Linked DNA regions of Mus musculus: region 1 is linked to region 2. Evidence: chromatin contacts called from ENCODE Hi-C or POLR2A ChIA-PET data. All regions are on one chromosome and are shown on one strand. Each heading gives the region's core, a stretch centred on a gene start or an enhancer-like site at or near the end of the contact. The rest is flanking DNA. Distances are from core to core; before and after follow the strand shown. Region 1 holds the start of Emd (emerin). Region 2 holds the start of Slc10a3 (solute carrier family 10 (sodium/bile acid cotransporter family), member 3).

The links. A loop is a pair of places that touch in the nucleus more often than their neighbours do. ChIA-PET counts read pairs that join two places held with the same protein, here RNA polymerase II (POLR2A).
Region 1: a map of v-Abl transformed pro-B cells shows a loop between it and region 2 (2.8-fold over the local background). The contact joins the promoter of Emd here to the promoter of Slc10a3 in region 2. A Hi-C loop is called at or near these places in 4 of 37 maps with a recorded cell type or tissue (heart, left cerebral cortex and v-Abl transformed pro-B cells). POLR2A ChIA-PET finds 5 or more read pairs at or near these places in 4 of 5 experiments (Patski and embryonic stem cell).

Annotation. Positions count from the first base shown.
Region 1 is chrX:74,252,353-74,255,966 of GRCm38, reverse strand. Emd (emerin) reads right to left here and starts at 1,280. Exons shown (of 6, transcript NM_007927.3): 1 at 934-1,280; 2 at 652-759; 3 at 437-514; 4 at 91-224. The coding sequence starts at 1,015.
Region 2 is chrX:74,372,018-74,375,519 of GRCm38, reverse strand. It overlaps Slc10a3 (solute carrier family 10 (sodium/bile acid cotransporter family), member 3), which reads left to right and starts at 2,171. Exons shown (of 3, transcript NM_145406.2): 1 at 2,171-2,329; 2 at 2,838-2,906. Gm44504 (predicted readthrough transcript (NMD candidate), 44504) reads left to right here and starts at 2,171. Exons shown (of 6, transcript NR_103489.1): 1 at 2,171-2,329; 2 at 2,838-2,906.

The DNA of each region.
Region 1 (3,614 bases), core at 31-2,530, 120 kb after region 2:
GATTTGAAAGCCTAAGATCCACTCTCTGCACCTATCCAAACCTAGAATTCCCTAAGGCTGCACCCCAGGTATACCTACCAGCCAACTCACCTGGTGATGGAAGGTATCAGCATCTACAAGTGAGGTCCCCGGCTGGCGGAAGCTCTTGGACATGCCCACAGACTCAGGCTCCCCGTATGTCTTGGTGGTCAAATAACTCTCCTCATAGTAGTCATCATTATAGTCTTGGGGAGGAAAACAGTGGTAGAGGAAAAAGTGGTGCCCCTTAACTGGCCTCCTCTTCTCCCTCCCCAGCCTGTGTGTGCTGTGTCAGTTTCTCCCCTCTGAAGCCACTGAGAACTGGTACAAGGAGGTGAGGGAGGTCTGGGGTTTCCCTGTGCCCAAATCCCGGAAGCATGGGATAAAAACATCAGTGCCCACCCTATACCTGCCTTACCCTTGCTCTGGTAAAGTAAGGCGTCTTCTTTTTTGGGCAGATCATACATGTCTGAGTCCACGGCGGCTGAATCCAAGTCTGCATGTGAAGGAGGAGGGACAGGACCATTCGATCTCCAGCCTTCCCCCTACTCCCTCAATAGCTTCGGCCACACCCTCCCTCCCTAAGACGTGTGCCCCAAGCTGCTCTTTGGGGCTCTGCAGTTAAGGGCTCACCTGAGAACTGATAGGAGAATGAAGAAGATGACGAGTTGGGGGGTAAGAGTCTCCTTCTCTGGGTCTCGTACTCGAAGATTTTCTTTTCGTAGAGCTTGCGAGTGGAACCTGCCCAGACACAGGGTGCGAAGCGGTCAGAGGGCGTGAGCCGAGCACCCCAAGAGCACAAGGGAACACGGGGAGGGGACTTGAGGGGAGGGAGAGGTGGGGAGAACGCTCAGGGAGGAGCGCGGGAAAGCAGTGGACCAAGAGAGGTTCTGAGCGCCACCGGGTGCAGCATACCCACAATAGGCCCATGAGGGATGTTGTACTGGCGTAGCACTGCGGCCAGCTCAGTATCGGACAAAACCGCATAGTCGTCCATGGCAGACAAGGCCGGCACCTGGAAGCGGTGTTGAACGCCAGGGGCGGCCGGGGCCTACAGACAGGGCCCAAGAAACCAACCGCTCGGAGCCTAGAAGAAGAAGCGCCAGAGCCTCAAGAGCGGCTGTGGGCGCGTCACGCCGCCGTCACATTTGCGTCACAGCCGCGGCTACGCAGGTTGCGCGCGCTCCTCAGGGCAGGCCCAAACTAGCCAGAACGGCCGGTGCAGACCGGTCTAGCTGAGGGAACAGGCTGGGCTGGCAAACAGAAACGTAACGCTTGTGAGAGATTGGCTCGAACAGGGAGAAGGCGGAGCTTTCAGAACTCGTGCGGCAGCGGTTGAGACTTCCTTTGAGAGCTAGGCCGCCGAGGGGCGGAGCTGGCTGACCTCACTAGAGGATGCTTTAGAGCGCAACTTACTAGGGATGAGGCAAGTGATTTGACCAAAACCGGCTTGTGAGATTTCCCAACCTGTGAGATCTCACATACTTTTGTTACTGGCTTCATTCCTGATTTTATTCCCCCGGTGTTCCAGTGCCTAGGATTCTCAGCCACAGTGTGATCCACAGCAGTGTAAAGCAATCCTGAGAGCGAACCCTTCCAGAGCGCCTAACGCTGCTGAGAGCTCTTTGTATGCTGTCAGACAGGGCTCTCATCACCTAACATAGACACCCACAGAGCCCTGGCACTCCCTACCCATCTCCTTTGGTCTTCCCAGTCTCCATGACCCTGGCCTGCACACCTGCACAGGCCCATTCCCACCGTCGTCTTCTCTAATGCCTAGTTCCATTCGCGAGGAAATGGGGCCAGCACTGGGCCAAGTGGCCACCAGCACTACAGGATCAAGCAGCTTTCCAAAGGTCCAGGGTATGCCAATGCACACAATCAGAGGGCGCCTGCCTGCCTGCCTGCCTGCCTGCCCTGTGATGCATGTAGATCTGTACACCTTGTACCTGCCATACTCACTGTTCTACCTTGGGCCCTGAGGAATTCTGGGGGGAGAGGTCTTCTCTGGCTGAGTAGAATAGTCTCTAAGCTTGGTGTGACCTTAGAGACCTAGACAAGTGTACAAAGCCTAGAGCACTATTTCTCAACCTCCTTAATGCTGCAATCCTTTAATACAGTTCCTCATGTTGTGGTGACTCCCCACCCATAAAATTATTGTGTTGTACTTCATAAATGTAATTTCAATATTGCTATAAATTAAAATATAAATATTTGTTATGCAGGATATCTGATATGTGAGATCCAAAGGGATAGCGACCCCAGAGGTTCTGAACTGCTGGCCTAGAGGCAAACCATGGGAATTGATGGAGGCTTACTAAGGATCTGGATCAGAGAAAGGTTGCCTTGAAGAGTGACCATGACCATTATATTCTACACAAAGTCATGTGGATCTAGGTAGGCTGCCCTTTATTGGAGAGATCTAGAAGAAGGGGTACGCGTAGAAAAAGTGTGTAGGATGCCTGATCTCTTAAATCAGTGCTTCTCAACCTTCCTAATGCTGTTGTGGTGATTCCCAATCACAAAATATTTTTGTTGCTACTTTATAATGGTAATTTTTGCTACTTTATGAGTCATAATGTAAATATTTTTGGAGACAAGGTTTGCCAGAGGGGTTGTAACCCACAGGTTGTCTTAAGTGATAGTGATAGTGAGTACTTTGCTCAGTTCTAGGTTGACCTGATGACACTTTAGTGAAGTTCACAGGCCACTTCTCTATGGAAGTTTAAAGTAGGCAATGGTGAGGAGGTGGACCCCAGTTTTGACCACATACAAAGTGCTTAATGAAGAAGAGTTGCCATTGCATACACTAGCAAGCATTTGCTGAAAGTAACCTGATATAGCTGTCTCTTGTGAGACTAGGCCGGGGCCTAACAAACACATAAGTGGATGCTCACAGTCAGCTATTGGATGGATCACAGGGCTCCCAATGGAGGAGCTAGAGAAAGTATCCAAGGAGCTAAAGGGATCTGCAACCCTATAGGTGGAACAACATTATGAACTAACCAGTACCCCGGAGCTCTTGACTCTAGCTGCATATGTATCAAAAGATGGCCTAGTCGGCCATCACTGCAAAGAGAGGCCCATTGGACACGCAAACTTTATATGCCCCAGTACAGGGGAACGCCAGGGCCAAAAGGTGGGAATGGGTGGTTAGGGGAGTGGGGGGAGGGTATGGGGTACTTTTGGGATAGCATTGGAAATGTAATTGAGGAAAATATGTAATAAAAAAAATTTTAAAAAAGAAGAGTTGCTGTTGGATGGGTTTAAGAGTCAGTGCCCTCTCTGTCTCTGGAAATGGAGCTTCGTGAATCTTTGAAAAAGATACAGTATTAAAGAAAGACAGGAGAACGTTCTTGGGCAGTGTGAGAGAGAGAGAGACAGAGACAGAAACAGAGACAGAGAGACAGAGAGACAGAGGAGAGAGAGAGAGAGAGAGAGAGAGAGAGAGAGAGAGAGAGAGAGAGGCACAGAGAAACAGAGACATTCTGCCCATTAAGCGGCTGCTTCATGAATTTTTTTTTTTTGGCTAAATGAGATTTTCCAGCATCCCCCTCCCCCTGTGCTGGCCCCTCTCCCAGAGGCCTCTGCATACA
Region 2 (3,502 bases), core at 922-3,421:
CCAGGACAGCCAGAGATACACAGAAAAACCCTGTCTCGAAAAACCAAAAACCAAAACAACAACAACAACAACAAAAAACAACAACAACAAAAACAGACCTGGGTTTGATCCCCATAGAAATGAACCTCTGCTACTGGTGTGAGAGAAGCCAATTTTGGGTGGTTGGGGATATGGAGGGAAAAAAATCCTAAAACTCCTCTCTCTCTCTCCTCTCTCTCTTCTCTCTTCTCTCTTCTCTCTTCTCTCTTCTCTCTTCTCTCTTCTCTCTTCTCTCTCTCTCTCTCTCTCTTCTCTCTTCTCTCTCTCTCTCTTCTCTCTTCTCTCTTCTCTCTTCTCTCTTCTCTCTCTCTCTTCTCTCTTCTCTCTTCTCTCTTCTCTCTCTCTCTCTCTCTCTCTCTCTCTCTCTCTCTCTTTGGTTTTTCGAGACAGGGTTTCTCTGTGTAACCCTGGCTGTCCTGGAACTCACTCTGTAGACCAGGCTGGCCTCAAACTCAGAAATCCGCCTGCCTCTGCCTCCCAAGTGCTGGGATTAAAGGCGTGCACCACCACGCCCAGCTAAACTGGCCTTAAATAGCCAATCCTCCTGCCAGGTGATGGTGCACCATGTTAATCTCAGCACTCAGAAGCAAATCAGGCAGATCTCTGAGTTCGAGGCCAGCCTAGTCAGCAGAGTGAGTTCCAGGACAACCAGGGCTACTTAGAGAAACCCTGTCTCAGGGAGAAAAAAAAAATCCAATTCTCCTGTCTCAGCCTTTGAAGTGCTAGCATAGCTGAGAAAAGGTTCATTTTAAAGCAATACTCATTTATTCTAGTTTCCCCAGTAACTTTGGGAACAACGACCCTTTTTTAAAAATTGTGTATGAGCCTGGCAGTGGTGGCACGCACCTTTAATCCTAGCACTTGGGAGGCAGAGGCAGGTGGATTTCTGAGTTCGAGCCTGGTCTACAGAGTGAGTTCTGCGACAGCCAGGACTACACAGAGAAACCCTGTCTCAAAAAAACCAAACCAAAAAAAAATGTGTATTTATAGTTTGTGTATGAGTACTCATGTAGGTCAGAGGACAACTTCTAGGAGTCAGTTCTTTCCCTCCATTGAACATGTAGTGTTGAGAGGCCTCAAGTGCTTTTATCAACTGAGCCATCGCAGAAGCCTCATTATAGATTTTTAAAGACAGAATTTCTCTGTGTGGCCCTGGACAGCTGGCCTGGAACTCTCTCAGTAGACCTACCTAGTCTTGACCTCAGCAATTTGCCTGCTTCTGTCTCCAAGGCTCATTAAAAAGAAAGAAAGAGCCCGGCGTGGTGGCACACGCCTTTAATCCCAGCACTCAGGAGGCAGAGGCAGGCAGATTTCTGAGTTCGAGGCCAGCCTGGTCTACAAAGTGAGTTCCAGGACAGCCAGGGCTACACAGAGAAACCCTGTCTCGAAAAAAAAAAAAAGGAAAAGGAAGAAAGAAAGAGATCAAAACAATAAGATAAACAAGTTTATTTTGTACACCTCAAAAAAGAGAAGCAAGCTGGCCAGTGGTGGTCCATGCCTTTAATCCCAGCACTTGAGAGGCAGAGGCAGGTGGATTTCTGAATTCGAGGCCACCCTGGTCTACTGAGTGAGTTCCAGGACAGCCAGGGATATTCAGAGAAAAACTGTCTCGGAAAAAAAGGAAAAAGAAAAAGAAAGGGGGGGGGGGAGAGAGAAGCAGATACGGCAATAACAGAACTACCTGGATACAAGTCACCTTTTAAAAAATGACATGCATATGTTTGGCTGTATGTTTGTATGTGCACCATATGCATCCAGTATGGGCAGAGGCAAGAAGAGGGTATCAAAGCTCCTGAACTGTAGTTACAGGCGGCTGCAAGCTGCTAAGTAGATAATGTGAAGTTGAACCAGAGTCCTGAAAAGGTAGTAAACACTCACTGAGCCATCACTTCAATCACCACATGACCTTTAATTTAGTATCAGTTTAATGTCCTCTGACATCATCTTCCCATCACCCACTTTTATCTGAGGAGGTAACCACACAAGAATGTACTTATTGCCCCACATGCCAATACCAGTGACTTAGGCAGTCAGGTCTCACGTGGTAGGGCCAGCTCGTCGCTTCCAGAAACGTCACATCCGTTGGGAACCTGACACAAGCCCGCCAGGGGCGAGTGCTTTTGTGAGAGGGCGGAGTCCTAGCACGCGGATGGAACCTTGGTGGGGCGGAGCCTGTGGGGGCGGGACGAGGCCCGGGCAGGACGGGCCTCACTTGCCGGCGTTTGCCGGCCCGGGCCACTACTTGTGAGGAGCTCTGTGGCCGCGGAAGCAAGTGAGAGATTTCGACCAGGTAGGTGAGGATGGGAGGTGACTTGTGGCTCCGTCCGCAGTCCGTGGTCACCAGCTCTGGCCAGACCCAGCGAAAGGTCTTGCGGGTGCGGTTGTGACGTGGAGGCTCTTCAGAACCCAAGACTGCCCGTGGGGGTTGTAAGCCCTTCCTAACTTCTCTAGCCACCTGACAGACCCTGAACTGTCAGGTGCGGAGGAGACCTGGTCATCATTGCCAGTTATTCTTCAGCCCCTATACTTTGCTGCTGTGAAAAAACAAAAACAAAAAACAAAAAAAAACTTCCGGATGGTATTGCTTCCTCACTCAGCCTTGGAGTGTGTTTACTCTAACTCTTTCAGCTCCACTATCAGCAGAAGTGTAGGATAGGGACCAAATCCCTCTTGCAGTGATCTACTATGGTCCACTAGTCCTGCTGGTAGGATGGGGTTATGGGTGGATGGTCCTTAGTCTTTCCCTTAACTGGCTCACACTACTCTGATGCCTACATCTTTTCTCTCTACTTGACTAGTTACCTTACTCTGGTTTTCCTGCCTCCCTCTTCATCAGCGAGATTCAAGGCTGGACCAGGGCCCCCAGGGTAAGTGACCCATACTCAAAATCAGCATAATGTAAAACCTGCTATATCCACTGCCATCAAGTTGCCCCAGTTCTAGCAGATGATAATACAAAGGTGTTGACTATCCAGTTGAGAAAGGGAAGGAGGCAGACCTCTCCTTTCGCCCCATGTTACTCTACCCTTAGAAATACTGAGGTTCACTGTAAGTTTAAAACTCTGGTAGGTCGTGCACACCTTTATCCCAGCACTTGGGGGGCAGGTGGATCTGAGTTCCAGCCTGGTCTTCATGGTGAATTCCAGGTTAGCTAAGACTACACAGTGAAGACCTGTCTCACCAGCAGCAGCAGCAACAACAACAGGACTGAATGTGGTAGCCTACACCTTTAATTACAGCACATAAGACATAGAGGCAGGAAGATCTCTGAGAATTTAAGGCCAGCCTAGTTTACATGTGAATTGCAGGCCAACAGGACTACACACACAAGACCCTGTCTCAAACAAAAAGACTCTGATAGGGTAATACATTGAGAAGACTCTAAGCAGAGACTCTCAGATGTAGCAACAGATATAAGAGCTCAAATTCTGAGACCAGGGAGCTCTGACAAGAGAAGTTTGCT